Linked DNA regions of Homo sapiens: region 1 is linked to region 2. A link is an interaction called in ENCODE POLR2A ChIA-PET data of the cell type or tissue named here. Cell type or tissue: PC-3. All regions are shown on one strand. Each heading gives the region's core, and the rest is flanking DNA. Links, peaks and the distances in the headings are about the cores only. Region 1 overlaps PRR3 (proline rich 3). Region 2 holds the start of LINC02570 (long intergenic non-protein coding RNA 2570).

The links. Peaks named below come from ENCODE experiments on the same cell type or tissue, not always from the same donor. Only the 100,000 strongest peaks of a DNase experiment are listed, where the experiment ranks them.
Region 1: POLR2A ChIA-PET joins it to region 2 with 19 read pairs; 3 of 35 experiments call an interaction of 5 or more read pairs at or near these places.

Annotation. Positions count from the first base shown.
Region 1 is chr6:30,560,646-30,570,705 of GRCh38, forward strand. It overlaps PRR3 (proline rich 3), which reads left to right. Exons shown (of 4, transcript NM_025263.4): 3 at 1,189-1,479; 4 at 1,744-3,078. The coding sequence ends at 1,850. Among named protein-coding and RNA genes, the nearest start is that of ABCF1, 5.8 kb to the right of the region's middle. In PC-3, for the core only: no CTCF peak of the experiment used is centred there; no DNase peak of the experiment used is centred there.
Region 2 is chr6:30,845,496-30,853,519 of GRCh38, forward strand. It overlaps LINC02570 (long intergenic non-protein coding RNA 2570), which reads right to left and starts at 2,664. Exons shown (of 3, transcript NR_134610.1): 1 at 2,473-2,664; 2 at 1,542-1,654. RefSeq lists an enhancer at 1,692-2,194. In PC-3, for the core only: no CTCF peak of the experiment used is centred there; no DNase peak of the experiment used is centred there.

The sequences.
Region 1 (10,060 bases), core at 959-8,958, 280 kb before region 2:
GGTGGTGGGCGCCTGTAATCCCAGCTACTTGGGAGGCTGAGGCAGGAGAATCACTTGAACCCAGGAGGCAGAGGTTGCAGTGAGCCAAGATCGCGCCACTGCACTCCAGCCTGGGCGACAGAGCGAGACTCCATCTCAAAAAACAAACAAAAACTTGGAGATCTGTTTCACATCAATATGAATATATGTAACACTACTGAACTGTACACTTAAAAATAGTTAAGATGGTAATTTTTATGTGTTTTTTACCACAATAAAAACCGAACAAAACAAGGCATGATGATTCATGCCTGTAATCCCAGCACTTTAGGAGACCAAGGTGGGAGGATCACTTGAGCCCAAGAGTTCAAGACCAGCCTGGGCAGTGTGGCAAGACCCAATCTCTCATTAAATAAATAATAATAACCAAACAAAAAAATAACCACCACTTTTCACACTCACCATGGCAAAATTTAAAAACCTAACAATTCCAAGTGTTGTCAAGGCTATAGGACAACTGCTGGTGAGAGTGCAAATTGGTATAACCACTGTGAAAAAAAAGTTTGGCATTATGTATGAAACTTGAGCATAACATATACTTTATAAGCCAGTAATACCTCTACTACGTATATATTCAACAGAAATGCATACGTATGTGTAACAACATGTATAAAAATGTTTATAGTGGCATTTCTCGTTATAGCCCCAAACTGGATACCACCCACATGTCCATCATCAGTAGAATGGATAAATAAATTGTTGTGTATGCATGCAATGGGACTACACTGCAACGAAAATGAATGAACTGCTGCTACAGGCAACCTGGATGAATCTCACAAACATGATGTTGAGCGAAAGGAGCCAGACATAAAAGAATGCAGACTGTATGATTCCATTTTTGTGAAGTTCAAAAACAGGCAAAAACTAACCTATGGTGTCAGGATAGTGGTTACCTTTGGGGAGGAGGGTGGGTAATGGGAAAAGGGGCACAAGGGGAGGATCTTTTGAGGTGCTAATAAGGCTTTATCTCTTCACCTGGTGGTGGAAACTCAAGTGTGTCTACTTTGTGAGAACTGGGTTGTGCACTTAAAACTGGTGTGTCTTTATGTATGCTGTTCTTCAATAAAAAAAATTTTTTTAATCACGGTTTATCAGGATTCAGCTGCCCATTAGACACCTTTCTGTGTCTCTCTCTCTCTCTCTCTCCAGCTCTTCACAGAGGTCCTCCAGGATCAAGGGGACCACTGATTCCACCACTGCTGAGTCTCCCACCTCCTCCTTGGGGTAGAGGCCCAATTCGGAGAGGGCTTGGCCCCAGGTCTAGCCCATATGGTCGTGGTTGGTGGGGAGTCAATGCAGAACCTCCTTTTCCGGGGCCAGGCCATGGGGGTCCCACCAGGGGAAGCTTTCACAAGGAACAGAGAAACCCTCGAAGGCTCAAAAGCTGGTCTCTTATCAAGAATACCTGCCCGCCCAAGGATGACCCCCAGGTTATGGAAGGTGAGGTCCATTTTGTTATGCCCATTACTCCCAGAGTGACCTAATTTTCAGAAGATCATTCACAATCTTCTCTGGGCTTTCCTTTTTGCTTTTGAAGCAGAAGTAGACCTCAATGTTATTTCTCCCAGGAGAAAGACTACCATTCCAAAATACCTGGAAATGGTAGGGGGTAGAAAATCAGTTCTCCTTCTGTCTCTGCGTTTCATTGTATTTGTTTTCTTTGTTGCTCAAATTTTTAACTGTTCCATTTTCACTTGTTCACAGACAAATCCGACCGCCCTGTCTGCCGACATTTTGCCAAAAAGGGCCACTGTCGATATGAGGACCTCTGTGCCTTCTACCATCCAGGCGTCAATGGACCTCCTCTGTGAGACTGTGCCTTCCCATCCAGGCTGGAAGGAGCTCTCTGTGACCTAGCGGCCATTTATTTCTCTGTAGCCCTATGATGGCTACTGTGAGGCTCTTCTAACACCCTCAGTCAGTGACACACCCATCCCATCCACCACTTCCCCCGTGTGGGGTCCAGAGTGGTGTTGCATCACTGGTGCGCGGCATACGCGCTTTCTTCTGATCCAGCCTGTAGAGACTCGCCTTTGGGACCCATCTTTGCTTCCTTTCAGTTGCCTCCTGGATCTTCTTTCCCGTCATCAAATGACTGCTGAACAGGAAACCTCTTTGGTGCTGTTTCTTGTGCATCTGTCCACCTGTTCCCCAGTATTGCCCTCAATTCCTGAGAGCCCTGGAGCGGTTTCCTACCATTCCCTTCTTTTAGCTGCTTGTTTTAAGTCCTTTTTATGTGACATTCCCTACCCCCAATGTTGTCAGCTGCTTGTGAAACTCAGCCAGGTTGTCTAACCTGGGGTCAAGTTTGGGTGACTGGTGCAGAGTTACTTCCTAAAAGGCCACTCTCCCTGCCTTTGGATTTCATAGTTTCTCTGTCAGTAGCATGATCCCCACCGCTATGGTCTATCTATGATCACCGTGCTTTGTGAAACTGTGCATCCCCTTGTAGCCTTTCTCAGTGTCCGTGGCATTTTTGTGACTTCCCAGCACTAGAATAAGTTTTCCTGCCAAAATGAGTGAGGCGCTTGGTGCCCTCTGGACTTTCCCACTTCCCAACATGGGAGAATTGTGAACTTTCCATCAGACTGCCTCCCTGGCCCTCCCCATTCTTCTCCTGTTGGTTATTCTGAGTCTGACACAGACCCATGACATGTCTTATAAAGCCTCCAATGGCTTTATCCTACCTAGATCCCTTCCAGCCCATTTTAATTAGACTATGTCATTGTGAGGCCACCAGTCCATTCATTTGAATTCTGTGAATCTCCACCTTGCCTATCTTTGGGTAGAAGCTGGACAGTACTGTTGCCCTCTTCCAATCCTCTTCCCCTACATCCCTGGCACTGGTTGTTTTCTGTGAAAACAGCAGTGAACAGGTTCAGTTTTGAACTGGCCCTGAGGAAATGGGTCAGGAGTTGTATTGGCAAGAGGGAGGGGTGAGAGCTGTTGGAGAACTGAGAATGAGGTTTTTTTTTTTTTTTTCTTTTTAACTTTTTTTATATTAGTAATAAATGCAGTGGAAACCAGCATTTTATTTAATCCCTGTGTTCTAGTCATCTCTGGAGTTGCAGATGAAGCTGTTCTCACCTGGTGGAGTCAGCTTATTCTTTAGTTCATACACACTAGTGATGGGGAATGACAAAGCTTAAGGTTCTTCCAGGCTGAAAAAAACCAATGGAGGTTCCATTAGCCTGTAGGCATCAACCAGAACAAGCTGCCTTATGTTCAAGGGCAAAGTTTTGTAAGAAAAAGGAAAGGCCAGGTGTCCGTGGAGTTATTTTTAAATATTTTACTTTGCAGAGTTTGTGTTTATGGAGTGGTAATGATGAAGGAGTCTTTCAGCAGCAATTTGCAGAATGCCTGTGGGCCAGGCAATATACCAAGCACTAGAGATAACTGACAGCCAAAGCCAATGGATTTAAAATGTACAGGGAAGACAGGTTTCTCATAATCACAAATAGCATGTAAAGTTAAACCTGTCAAAAGTGCTGGGAAGAAGACAGGGAAGAAAAGAGGGTGAAAGAGAGTTGTGTAATAAAGGGAGTCAGGGTAGGAGATGCAACTGAGACAAGCTCCAAAGGATAAACAGGAGGTGGGGTGGGAGAGGGAAGTCAAGGCAAAGGTCTTCGCTAAAAGACCTAGGGGAAGAGGAGCTAAGAAACCTAGGGACAGTGGGAGATGATGCAGAAGAAAGAGGAGTTAGACCACTCAGGGCCTTGGAAAACATGAAGATTTGGCTCTTTTCTTAGAACAGAAGCCTTTGAAGAATTTTAGACAGGAGTATCATGGCTTAGGCTGGCTTTTCAAAAAAAATCAGCTTGTATGGAGAGGGCCCACCTTGGACCTGGAAGTTAATTAGAAGGCTACTGGCTACTTCAGTAGTACAAGTGAGCCATGATGGTGACATAGACTTGGGTAGTAGAGTTGGAGAAAAGTAGACATTTGAAAATTACAGGTCAAAATAAAAGTATCAGATTTCTCCAGGTAGTTCTGGCTTATGTAACTGCCATTTAAAAAGAAGTCTTAAGATAGAAGTTTATGGCTGGGCGCGGTGGCTCACGCCTGTAATCCCAGCACTTTGGGAGGCCAAGGTGGGTGGATCACGAGGTCAGGAGATCAAGACCATCCTGGCTAACATGGTGAAACCCCATCTCTACTAAAAATAGAAAAAAAATTAGCCAGGCGTGGTGGCCGGCGTCTGTAGTCCCAGCTACTCGGGAGGCTGACGCAGGAGAATGGCGTGAACCCAGGAGGCGGAGCTTGCAGTGAGCCGAGATCGCACCACTGCACTCCAGCATGGGCGACAGCGCAAGACTCCATCTCAAAAATAAATAAATAAAAAATAAAAATAAAAATAAATAATTTTTAAAAAGATAGAAGTTTATTTCTCTCACAGGTCAAGAGGTGGACAATCAACAATCCAAGATGTGTGACAATGCCACCACTACAAGGTCCCTGAGTATTCAGAACCTCAACCCCCAACTTTCAGATTCACAACCACAAGCTTCTATTCACTGTCCAAAGTGAAGCTCTGGCTTCCTCATCCATGTTCAAAGCCTCAGGATGGAGGAAGGGCTGAGAACACCAGTTGTCTGGGAAGAAACTTCTTTTTTTTTTTTTTTTTTTTTTTGAGACGGAGTCTCAGCTCTGTCGCCCAGGCTGGAGTGCAGTGGCATGATCTTGGCTCACTGCAAGCTCCGCCTCCCAGGTTCACGCCATTCTCCTGCCTCAGCCTCCCGAGTAGCTGGGACTACAGGCGCCCACCACCATGCCCAGCTAATTTTTTGTGTTTTTAGTAGAGATGGGGTTTCACCGTGTTAGCCAGGATGGTCTCGATCTCCTGACCTGGTGATCTGCTTGCCTCGGCCTCCCAAAGTGCTGGGATTACAGGTGTGAGCCACCACGCCCAGCCGGAAGAAACTTCTTAAAAGTTAACTTATAACTCCTCAACTTATGGGCAAGCATTTAAGTTGAGTTTATTAATTCTACAGAGGTTATCTCCCTAAAAGGGGGCTAGGAATGACAGGATTAGGGTTTGTGTTTGGTGATTTCAAAAGAAACAGGAAATTGTTCTGGCTTAGATGCTGTCAGAAAGATGACTACTTCTTAATCTTATCTAGAAGGAGGGAGAAATGAAATATGGCTAAAGCTGTAAGGTAAAAAAGCCAACACATTTTAGCTGACAGGGAACTGTGTGGTGTTTTTGTGCTTAGACAAGATTTTGAAGTTTGTCTAATTTCATCACAAACACAGGATGACCTTGTTTGACACTGATTTTCTGTGAGATAGTTTATGTTCAACAAGAGTACCATGGCCTAACTATGGGCAACAGGCCAGCTCCCAGCAACACCAAAGCCTGCCAGTTATTGTCAGGCCAGTTCCCAATTCTCAGGGACTGTTTTTCTTAAAAGTATGCAAACATATAATTACAGGTTGAGATGAATCATATGAAGGAAATAAATGGGGTACTGAATAGAAACAGTAGTTGGGGAGCTACTCAAGACATGGTGGCCGGGCGCGGTAGGTCACGCCTGTAATCCCAGTACTCTGGGAGGCTGAGGCGGGTGGATCGCCTGAGGTCAGGAATTCGAGACCAGCCTGGCCAACATGGTGAAACCCTGTCTCTACTAAAATAACAACAACTAGCGAGGCGTGGTGGTGGGCATTTATAAATAATCCCAGCTACTTGGGAGGCTGAGGCAGGAGAATGGCTTGAACCCAGGAAGCAGAGGTTGCAGTTAGCCGAGATTGCACCATTGTACTCCACCCTGGGCAACAGAGCGAGACTCCATATCCAAAAAAAAAAAAGACATGGTGGCTAGGATAGACCTCTCTGAGGAATCTGTAGATGAAGGGCCCAGAACTTAGCCTTGAGGAACTCTGACATTGAATTGCTAAGTGAAGAAGGACAAGGATAAGCCAGACAAGGAGACTAAGGAGGGATGACGGAGAGGCAGGGAGAGATCTCAGAGTGTGGCGTCACCTGGCTGCTTGCTCAGTGCCAGGTACCCTGCTAAGCTCTTTATAGACATTGTCTTTGTCTTATTTAAGCTTCACATACTTTTTTGGGGGGGGAGAGGGGGTGGTTCAAGCGATTCTCCTGCCTCAGCCTCCCGAGTAGCTGGAATTACAGGTGCCCACCACCACACCCGGCTAATTTTTTGTATTTTAGTAGAGATGGGGTTTCACCATGTTGGCCAGGCCGGTCTCGAACTCCTGACCTCAGGTGATCTACCTGCCTCGGCCTCCCAAAGTGCTGGGATTATAGGCATGAGCCACCGCACCTGGCCAAGCTTTGCATACTTTCAGTGAACACTTTAGTGCCTACTGTAGGGCAAGCACTGTTTTAGGAGCTGGAGCTACATCAATAAAAAGGACAAAATCCCTGCCCATATGGAGCTTACATTGCTTTGAGGATGATAGACAATATACATAGGTAATATAATTTTAAGTAATAGTAAATGCTTCAAATGAAAATAAAGTGAAAAAAGAGGTTAGAGAGTGACAGGTGGAAGAGAACAGGTTGATACAAAGAGAGAGCTGCTTTGAGGAGGTAACACATAGAGAGAAAATTAAACGAGGGAACAAACCATATGAACACACAGAGAAAGTGCGTTCCAGGCACAGGGAACAGCAAAGGCAAAGGCCTTGATGCAGGAATGACTCTGGGGTGTTTGAAGTAAAAATAGAAGGCCAGGCCAGGCGTGGTGGTTCATGCCTGCAGTCCCAGCACTCTCAGAGGCTGAGGCAGGAGCACTGCTTGAGCTCAGAAGTTTGAGACCAGCCTGGGCAACATGGTGAGACCCTGTGTCTGCAAAAATGTTTAAAAAGTACCCAGGCCTGGTGGCGTGTGCCTGTAGTCCTAGCTAGTTGGAGGCTGAGGTGGGAGGATCCTTTGAGGTTGCAGTGAGCTATGATTATACCACTACACTCCAGCTTGAATGACAGACCAAGATCCTGGTTCAAAAAAAAAAAAAAAAGCCCAGTGTGGCTAGACTGTGGGAGATGGGATCAAGATGTTTAACAGAGGGCATATTGTACAGAGCCCTATAAACTATGGTAAAGCATTTGGATTTTATTCTGGATTTTATACTTTTTTAAATATTTTTATACTTTGAACAAATGGATTTACTTTTTTTTTTTTTCTTTTTGAGACGGAGTCTTGCTCCATCACCCAGGTTGGAGTGCAGTGGCATGATCTCAGCTCACTGCAACCTCCACCTCCCGGGTTCAAGTGATTCTCCTGCCTCAGCCTCCCAAGTAGCTGGGACTACAGGCGCCCACCACCACGCCTGGCTAATTTTTGTATTTTTAGTAGACACAGGGTTTCGCCATGTTGGCCAGCCTGGTCTTGAACTCCTGACCTTTTGATCCGCCCGCCTCAGCCTCCCAAAGTGCTGGGATTACAGGCGTGAGCCACCGCGATTGGCCCATGGATTTACATTTTAAAACCACCTCTGACTGTAGGTGTGAAGGATAGACTAGAGAATGAGAATGACAGCAGGCAGACCAGTTAGGAGGCCAGCGCAGTGCAGTGGTCCAGGGAGAAGAGACGATGGCTTGGTCAGGGTAGAGGTGGAGAGAAGTGGTTAAATTTGGGTTATGTTTTCGTCTCAGTTGATGGCAATTACATCTTTCTAGTTAACTCAGGCCAGAAATATTGGAGTCATCCTTAATTCTATTTGTCAAACATGACCTCCAATCCATTAACAAAACTTGTTGGCTCTTTTCCAAAATACATTCAGAAACCAGCCCTTTTCACACCTCCACTGCTGTCACCCTAGTCTGAGTCACCATCACCTCCTAATAGATCTCCCTGCTTCTGTCATTTCTGCCCATTCTTTGCTGCCTGCCCCCTCCCACCTCCCGCCCAGGTTGTTCTCAGCACAGCCTCCAGAGTCATCCTTTTTATTTAACAATTTAAAAAATGTTATAGGCCAGGCATGGTGGCTCACGCCTCTAATCCCAGCACTTTGGGAGGCCGAGGCAGGCGGATCACGAGGTCAGGAGTCCGAGACCAGCCTGACCAACATGGTGAAACCCCGTCTCTACTAAAAATACAAAAATGAGCCAGGCATGGTGACGCACGCTTGTAATCCCAGCTACTCAGGAGACTGAGGCAGGAGAATTGCTTGAACCCAGGAGGCAGAGGTTGCAGGGAGCCGAGATCACGCTACTGCACTCCAGCCTGGGCAACAGAGCAAGACTCTGTCTCAAAAAAATAAAATAAAATAAAAATTAAAAAATTGTATTATATACGGAGACAAGGGGTCTCGCTATGTTGCCTGGGTTGGTCACAAACCCCTGGGCTCAGGCAATTCTCCTGCCTCAGCCTCCCAAAGTACTGGCATTACAGGTGTGAGCCACTGCACCTGGCCAGGTCATCCTTTTATTTATTTTATTTTATTTTTTTTTTTTTGAGACGGAGTCTCGCTCTGTCGCCCAACCTGGAGTGCAGTGGCGGGATCTCGGCTCACTGCAAGCTCTGCCTCCTGGGTTCATGCCATTCTCCTACCTCAGCCTCCCCAGTAGCTGGGACTACAGGCGCCCGCCACCTCGCCCAGCTAACTTTTTTGTATTTTTAGTAGAGATGGGGTTTCACCATGTTAGCCAGGATGGTCTCAATCTCCTGACCTCGTGATCCACCCATCTAGGACTTCCAAAGTGCTGGCATTACAGGCATGAGCCACCGCGCCCCAGCCCAGGTCATCCTTTTAAAATGTAGGTTGGATCACATCACTCTGCTCAGAACTCTGCAGTGACTTCCATTTAAATCAACAGAAGAAGCCAAAATCCTTAAGATAATTTAAAAGACCTTTCCCAATCCAGACCCTGCTTTACTTCTCTTTTCACCTTTCCCACAACTCTGGCTCACTCGTGCCACTCCAGCCCCTCTTGCCTCCTTCCTGTTTGTTCCCCATGTATGTCCGAACACTCCTGTCACAGGGCTTTACTCCAGCTGTTTCTTATGCTAGAAAGGCCCTTCTCCTGGAAATCCATGTGGCCAAAACTAATCTTCTTTAATGATTTGCTTGAATTTCACTTTACTGAGGCCTCATTTAAGACTAAAATCTGTCCTCTTGATACTTTTAAACTTGATCCATATTTTCTTTTATCTATAGGATCATCTCCCCTGCTGGAAACCTAATCAGAGATCTTTATTTTATTCAGTAGTATCCCAAGAGCGTAGAAGAGTGCCTGGCACATACTATACACTCAATAAATATATTTGTTGAACAGATGAATGAAAAAATGAGGCAGACTTAGCTGGCTGATGGATTGATTAGGGGAGGAGGAATGGAGAAAGAGGATGATGACCTTTCAGTTTTGGCCCAAATAACTGAATGACCTGTGGTGCAATTTCTTGATGGGGAAGCCTGGAAGAGACAGGCTTTAGGAGTAAGAACAAGAGCTCCATTTTGTACGTATGAGAGAGATTTATTAAAGATCTCAGAGAAGATGTCCCATAAGCAGTTGAATTCATGAGCCTGGAGCTCGGGGCAGAAGTTGGGGGCCAGCAAGAGAAGTTTGGGAATCTTCATTGGTTATAGATGGTATTTAAAGTCAGGAGGTGATAGGTGATAAGTCTAGATTAAGGAGAGTGTCAAAGATTTAGCCCTGAGGCACTTCAACATTTAGACTTCAGGAGAAGCCCATTAGATGCAAAGGAAACCTATAGAGAGTAGTGTCCCTGAAGAAAACAAAGGAGGGAGGGAGCGACCAAGTCTATCAAACATTGATGGGAGAGTGAGTAGGATGGCCCCAGATCTGTTGACTTTGGCAAGTGTGAATTCAGACAATGGTGGCAACAAAAGCATGATTGTAGTGGTTTGAGAGCTGACAGAACTACAGGAGCACCTTGCTCAAGCTCCCATATTAAGTGGTAGAGTTAGAAGTGAACCAAAGTCTTGATTGTGGTGATAGTTTACTGGGTTTATGCAGGTCAAAACTTATTTAAGTGATACTTTGCAGTTTATTTTGGGTGCCATTTTATTTTGTGTACAGTTTATTGTATGTCAAT
Region 2 (8,024 bases), core at 25-8,024:
ACAGCTAGCGTTTGCATATCAAAGGTTGCTGGCCCAAGTCTAAGAGCCAGGGCTTTCATGCTAGACAAGAGCTGTGAAAAATTTTCCATGGACCTTTTTCCTCTCTATCTGCCTAAAATAATTTCTTAATAACTCCTACCTCACTGTAGCCTAGGTTGGAGTGCAGTGTGGCAACATCTCGGCTCACTGCAACCTCCGCCTCTCGGGTTCAAGCAATTCTCTTGCCATAGCCACCCACATAGCTGGGACTACAGGCACCCACCACCAAGCCCGGCTAGTTTTTTGTATTTTAGTAGAGAGGGGTCTCACCATGTTGGCCAGGCTGGTCTTGAGCTCCTGAGCTCAAGCAATCCACCTGCCTTGGCCTCCCAAAGTGCTGGAATTACAAGCATGAACCACTGTACCTGGCCTTTCATAGGAGATTAATGGCTGATTTTACCCACCAACCTGGTGATCATGAACCAGCCATCTATAACCTTGTTGATCTAGCTCAACCCATTATATAAAACTGTGCTTGGATTGTATGGAATGCTACACACTTACAATTAAAGATATTTAGAGCTGGGCATGGTGGGTCACACATGTAATCATAGCACTTTGGAAGGCCAAGGAGGGAGGATTGTTTGAACCTGGGATTTCCAGAGCAGCCTAGGCAACATAGTGAGAACCCATTTCTTTTTTTGTCTTTTCTTTTCTTTTCTTTTTTTTTTGAGATGGAGTTTTGCTCTTGTTGCCCAGGCTGGAGTGCAATTGCGCGGTCTCAGCTCACTGCAACCTCTGCCTCCTGGGTTCAAGTGATTCTCCTGCCTCAGCCTCTTGAGTAGCTGGGATTACAGGCACGTGCCACCATGCCCGGCTAAGTTTTTGTATTTTTAGTGGAGATGGGGTTTTACCATGTTGGCCAGGCTGGTCTCGAACTCCTGACCTCAGGTGATTCACCCCCCTCAGCCTCCTAAAGTGCTGGGATTACAGGCATGAGCCACCATGCCAGGTGGGGGTAGGTGGGGAAGCCCATTTCTATTAAAAAAAAAAAAAAAAAAGGCCAGGTGTGGTGGCTCATGCCTGTAATCCCAGCACTTTGGGAGGTCAAGGCAGGAGGATCACCTGAGATCAGGAGTTCGAGACAAGCCTGCCCAACATGGTGAAACCCCGTCTCCACTAAAAATACAAAAAATTAGCCGGGCATGGTAGCACGTGCCTGTAATCCCAGATACTCGGGAGGCTGAGGCAGGAGAATCACTTGAACCCAGGAGGCGGAGGTTGCAGTGAGTTGAGATCCTGCCACTGCACTCTAGCCTGGGTGACAGAGGGAGACTCCATCTCCAAAGGAAAAAAAAAAAGAGAAAGTAAAATTTGTACTTCAATTCAGAGATTATAAACAATGTATACTTGACTTTGTGGCAGTGATCACTATTGTACAATAGTTACTTAAACTCAGGAGGCAGAGGCTGCAGTGAGCCAAGATAGCTCCACTGCACTCCAGCCTGGGTGACAGAGCGAGACTCTGTCTCAAAAAAAAAAAAAAAAAAAAAGTTACTCACTCATTTGTTCTGCAGAATCTATTTATTGCTGTGTTCACAGAAAAGGAAGCATCAAGACGGCAAAGCTCTTTGATGAAAAGCCAGGCGTACTCACACACACAACTGAGAAAGTTCTGGAAGTAGGAGAAAACGTCTTTAAGGCATATAGGCTAAACTTATATAAATATTGTTAGTGTTTGCCAAAACAGGGATAATCTAGTAAAATCAGAGATACAAAGCCAGAACAGAGAATTGGTAAGTAAAAAATTGTTAAGAATGTATATTGGCTGGGCGCGATGGCTCATGCCTGTAATACTAGCACTTTGGGGAGGCTGAGGGGGGCAGATTGCTTGAGCTCAGGAGTTTGAGACCAGCCTGGGCAACCCTTTCACTACTGAAAATACAAAAAAAAAAAAAAAAAAAACCAAAAACAAAACTGGGCGTGCTGGTGCGCACGTGTGGTCCCAATTACCCTGGAGGCTAATGTGGAAGGATCGCTTGAGCCCAGAGTGTGGGGGTGGGGGTTGGGAGGCAAGGTTGCAGTGAGCCTGGATTGCACCACTGCACTTCAGCCTGGGTAACAGAGCGAGACCTTGTCTCAAAAAAAAAAAAAGTATCAAAAGGCCTAGGAATTTGTTCTCCAGGTAAATCTGCCCTCCCTCATCTCTAACCTTTATGAAATCACCCAAATGGAGACATCACAGCAAGGCCCCGACAAGGAAATGAGGAATGTAGGTGGATAAGGGACTGGAATAGTGCAGCACAACACTAACTACAGGTTTCAGCCCCAATGAGATTGCCCTCACTTCCGCCGCCAGCCACAAGTGTGGAGGTCCCCAGGCTACTCGCTCCTCTGACCAACTGGCTACTAATCTGGGGGGTACCCACAACCCCCTCGGGTTTGATAATTTGCTAGAACAACTCACCAAACTCAGGAGAATGTTATACTTACGATTACAGGCTTGTTACAAAGGATACAAATCAGGAGGACCAGACTAATGAAGACACACGTAGGGCGGGGTCTGGGCGGGTCTTCCATGCAGAGCTTCTGTGTCTTCTCTCTGTGAATCAGGTTGTGTCACCCTCCTGGCACATGGATGTGTTCACCAACCAGGAAGCTCCACCAAATTTTGGCGTCCAGAGTTTTCATTACATAGGCACAATTGGTTGACTCATTTGCCACCGAATTGAACGCAATCTCTAGTCCTCCCACCCTCCGTCGAGGTTGGGCTGGCTCTAAGGCCCAATCCTTTTATTATGTGATCTTTCTGATGACCAACCTCCCATCGTGAGTTCTCTCTTAGCATAAGCCCAGGTGTGATCCAAGGGGCTCATGAATAACAAAGATACTCATATTACTCAGGAGATTCCAAGGATTTAGTTTCCCTCCTAGGAACCAGGGACAAAGGGCAGTCAAATTCTTTATTGTTATCACAGAGACACAGTAATATAATATGATACAGCAGAAGAGAGGTGAGGAATGTTGCCATGCCTTGAGAAGCCTATCACAAGAGCTTTAAGGAATTCACACTTAAATATTAATAGGTACATTATGAAAGAAATCAGCCAAGTACAGTCTTTTCTTATTATGGAATCTAGTTATTGCAGGAATTGAAAAATTGATGTAATAAAGCCTAGAATGCAATAAAGGAATCGGCATTCAAGTAGATGAGAGAGGTTGGGGAATATGTCAAGATGCAAAAGTGAGAGAGCTGTCACAGTTTACTTACTCTGCAATCTCTGAGGATGGAACAGGATCAAAGATGAAGCCAGGAAGCACAGAGTAGTTTTCTTCCTCCCTAATCTCATCCCTTGTTTTCATTTGGCACTTTAAAAAATTTCCACATTTATATTCATATGGAATTGATTTTGAGTATAGAGAGATAATTCTAATTATTATTGTTTTTCAAATGTTAGCCAGTTGAACCATTTATCATAATCAAGGTGATAATATGGCTTATTTTCTTTGGCCTACAGAGATGATAAATTTGAATATATTTTAAAATATAAAACTATCTTTAAAATTTGAATATATTTGAATATGATACATTTGAATATATTTTAAAACATAGAGCTATCTTTGTACTCCTGGTTAGTCATGGTGCATTTTTTTTTAATACTTCATATTAAATTTTTACCTTCTGGATTGAGACACTAGAGTTCTTAAAGGTTCTTTCAGAAATTCTTCCTATATTCAGTATGCTACCAGAAAACCTCTTACAACTAACCTTACAGAAGATACTGTTTTCTTTGTACTTTGTCCAATATCAAAGGAAACCTCCAAGTTCCAAGGAGGTCAGGCTACTAATACCCACAAATGAATTCTGATGAGATCATTACACAATAAACAATAACTGTTGCTTATTACATGCTTACTTTGTACTAGGCAGGACTAAGATAAGTATTATTTAAGTTTTAAGATCATTCTTAATTTCTTGTCAAAAGTATACTGGTTTGCAAAGTAATGAATAAAATAAATCTTTAACAATATCCCTATAGTAAAGACAATGGTGAACTTCTTATGCCTCTTTTAAAAAACTCTGCTTATGATGACAATTTCAAACATACACAGAAGCCGTGAGTATATAATGAGTCTTGCTGTATCCATCACAAAGTTTTAAAAACTGTCAAAAGTTGACCATACTCACTTAATCTACTCCTACCACTTTTTCAGCTGGAGATCTTTTAAAGCAAATTCTACACATTGTGCCATATCATCCATAAATTATTTTGCATTACATCCCATTCTTATTGAGTCCCTGCAAGCTGAGAGCCGACTGCCAAAGCACAATTCACTGTAAGAGATTCTGTGAAGGGTTAAAACAAACAGTCCAAATTCACAGTGCTGCAAATGTCTGTAATTGCATAATCTGCAAAATATATTCTTCAAGAAATCCTCTGTGCACTTGGTTTCCCTTAACTGAGTTTTTTTTTCTTCTTCAGACCAGATTAATTGATGAGAACTGACAAGCAGGGGAGAGAGGTGATGTTTAAGGTTATATATTTTGGCAAAAAATTATGAGTGTAAATTGTGCTTGTTTCTGATTAAGAGAGGTCCATTAATCAGAAAGTAAACTTGGCATCCTCGTAGAAAAATCACATAGCTTAACAAGAATTCATGACTCTGAATTGCTGCACAGACAGGTAGCATGAGTTCTTGGCAGGATTCTTTCAGCTGAGCTGTTTTCCATTAGAATGGTGTCTGATATGGTTTAGCTGGGTCTCCACCCAAATCTCATCTTGAATTGTAGTTCCCTTAATCCCCACGTGTCATGAGAGGGACCTGGTGGGAGGTAACTGAATCATGAGGGGCAGGTTTTTCCCATGCTATTCTTCTTGTGATAGTGAATAAGTCTCATGAGATCTCATGGTTTTATAAAGGTAGTTCTGCACACGCTCTTGCCTGCTGCCATGTAAGACATGCCTTTGCTCCTCCTTCATCTTCCACCATGATTTTGAGGGCCTCCTCAGCCATGTGGAACTGTGAATGCATTAAACCTCTTTTTCTTTATAAATTACCCAGTGTCAGGTATTTATTCATAGCAGTATGAAAACGGACTAATACGGCTGGGTGCAGTGGCTCATGCCTGTAATCCTAGCACTTTGAGAGGCCGAGGCAGGTGAATCATTTGAGGCCAGGAGTTCAAGATCAGCCTGGTGGTCAATATGGTGAAACCCCATCTCTACTAAACAAACAAACAAAAAAAATTAGCCATGCATGGCGGTTGGCGCCTATAATCCCAGCTACTTAGAAGGCTGAGGAAGGAGAATTGCTTGAACCTGGGAGGTGGAGGGTGCAGTGAACCGAGATTGTGCCACCGTACTCCAGCCTGGGTGACAGAGCAAGACTGTCTCAAAAATAAAAATAAAAAAAGAAAATGGATTAATACAGTAAATTGGTACCAGTAAAGTGGGGTACTGCTATAAAGATACCTGAAAATGTGGAAATGGGTAACAGGCAGAGGTTAGAAGTTTAGAGGGCTCAGAAGAAGACACAAAAATGTGGGAAAGTTTGGAACTTCCTCAAGACTTGGAGGGCTCAGAAGACAGGAAAATGTGGGAAACTTTGGAACTTCCTAGAGACTTGTTGAATGGCTTTGACCAAAATGCTGACAGTGATATGGACAATATTTGTCCAGGCTAAGGTGGTCTCAGATGGAGATAAGGAACTTGTTGGGACCTGGAGTAAAGGTCACTCTTCCTATGCAAAGAGACTGGCGGTATTTTGCCCCTGCCCTAGAGATCTGTGGAACTTTGAACTGAAAGAAATGACTTAGGGTATCTGGCAGAAGAAATTTCTAAGTGGTAAAGCTGTTCAAGTGGAAGTAGAGCATAAAAGTTTGGAAAATTTGCAGTCTGATGATGCGATAGAAAAGAAAAACCCATTTTCTAGGGAGAAATTCAAGTTTGCTGCAGAAATTTGCATAAGTAAAGAGGAGTGGAATGTTAATCACTAAGACAATGGGGAAAATGTCTCCAGGGAATATTAGAGAACTTCATAGCAGCCCCTCCCATCACAGGCCTGGAGGCCTAGGAGGGAAAAAGGGTTTGTGGGCTGGGCTAAGGGACCCCTGCTCTATGCAGCCTGGGGACATGGTGCCCTACATCCCAGCTACTTTAGCTCCAGCTGTGGCTAAAAAGGGCCAACCTACAGCTCAGGCCATTGCTTCAGAGGTTCCAAGCCCCAAGCCTTGATAGCTTACAAATGTGCTGGGCCTGTGGGTGCACAGAAGTCAAGAATTGAGGTTTGAGAACCTCTGCCTAGGTTTCAGAGCATGTATGTAAATGCCTAGATGTCTAGGCAGAAGTTTGCTGCAGGGGTGGAGCCCTTATGGAGAACCTCTGCTAGGGCAGTGCAGAAGGGAAATGTGGGGTCAGAGCCCCTACACAGAGTTCCCCACCGGGGCATTGCCTGGTGGAGCTGTGAGAAGAGGGCCACCATCCTCCAAACCCCAGAATGGTAGATCCACCAACAGCTTACACCATGCACCTGGAAAAGCTGGAGACACTCAACACTAGCCCATGAAAGCAGCTGGAAGGGGGGCTGTACCCTGCAAAGCCACAGAGGCAGAACTACCCAATGCTGTGGGAGCCCATCTCTCACATCAGCATGACCTGGATGTGAGACATGGAGTCAAAGGGGGAGCATTTTGGAACGTTAAGGTTTAATGACTGCCCTACTGTATTTCAGACTTGTATGGGGCTTGTGGCACCTTTATTTTGGCCAATGTATCCCATTGGAATGGGTGTATTTACCCAATGCCTGTACCCCCATTGTATCTAGGAAGTAACTAACTTGCTTTTGATTTACAGGCTCATAGGAAGAGGGACTTGCCTTGTCTCAGATGATACTTTGGAGTTGGACTTTTGAGTTAATGCTGAAATGAGTTAAGACTTTGGTGGACTGTTGAAAGGCATGATTGTGTGTTGAATTGTGAAGACATGAAATTTGGGAGGGGCCAGGGGAGGAATGATATGGTTTGGCTGTGTCTCCACCCAAATATCATCTTGAATTGTAGTTCCCATAATCCCCATGTGTCATGGGAGGGACTTGGTGGCAGGTAACTGAATCATGGGTGGCGGGTTTTTCCCATGCTATTGTCATGATAGTGAATAAGTCTTATGAGATCTGATGGTTTTATAAAGGGCTGTTCCCCTGAGCATGCTCTTGCCTGCTGCCATGTACAACATGCTTTTGCTCCTCCTTCACTTTCCACCATGATTATGAGGCCTCCACAGCCATGTGGAACTGTGAATCCATTAAATCTCTCTTCCTTCCTTCCCTTCCTTCCTTCCTTTCCTTCTTTCTTTTCTTTTCTTTTCTTTTCTTTTCTTTTCTTTCGAGTCTCACTCTGTCACCCAGGCTGGAGTGCAGTGGCATGATCTCGGCTCACTGCAACCTCCATCTCCTGGGTTCAAGTGATTCTCCTGCCTTAGCCTCCTGAGTAGCTGGGATTACAGGTATGTGTCATCACAGCTGGCTAATTTTTGTATTTTTAGTGGAGACGAGGTTTCACCATGTTGGCCAGGCTGGTCTTGAAATTCTGACCTCAGGTGATCCGCCTGCCTCAGCCTCCCAAAGTGCTGGGATTACAGGCATGAGCCACGCGCCCAGCTCAGAATTATAAATTACCCAGTCTTGGGTATTTCTTCATAGCAGTATGAAAATGGACTAATACATTATCTCTTGGAAGTGAATGGCCAGAGTGAAAGAAACCAGAAAAAAAAAAAAAAAAAGAAGAATACATACTATATGATTTCATTTATATAAAACTCTAGGAGAAGCAAATAATCTACAGTGACAGAAAGCAGATCAGTGAGTGTTTGAGAATGGGCATGGCAGGAGGGAAGGAAGTATAACGGGCATGAGAAAACTTTTGAGAGGTATGGATGTGTTCACTATCTTGATTGTGGTGACAGTTTCATAGTATACAAATACGACAAAACTGATCAAAGTGCACACTTTAAATCTGTGCAATTATGTCTCAATAATTTTTTTTTTTA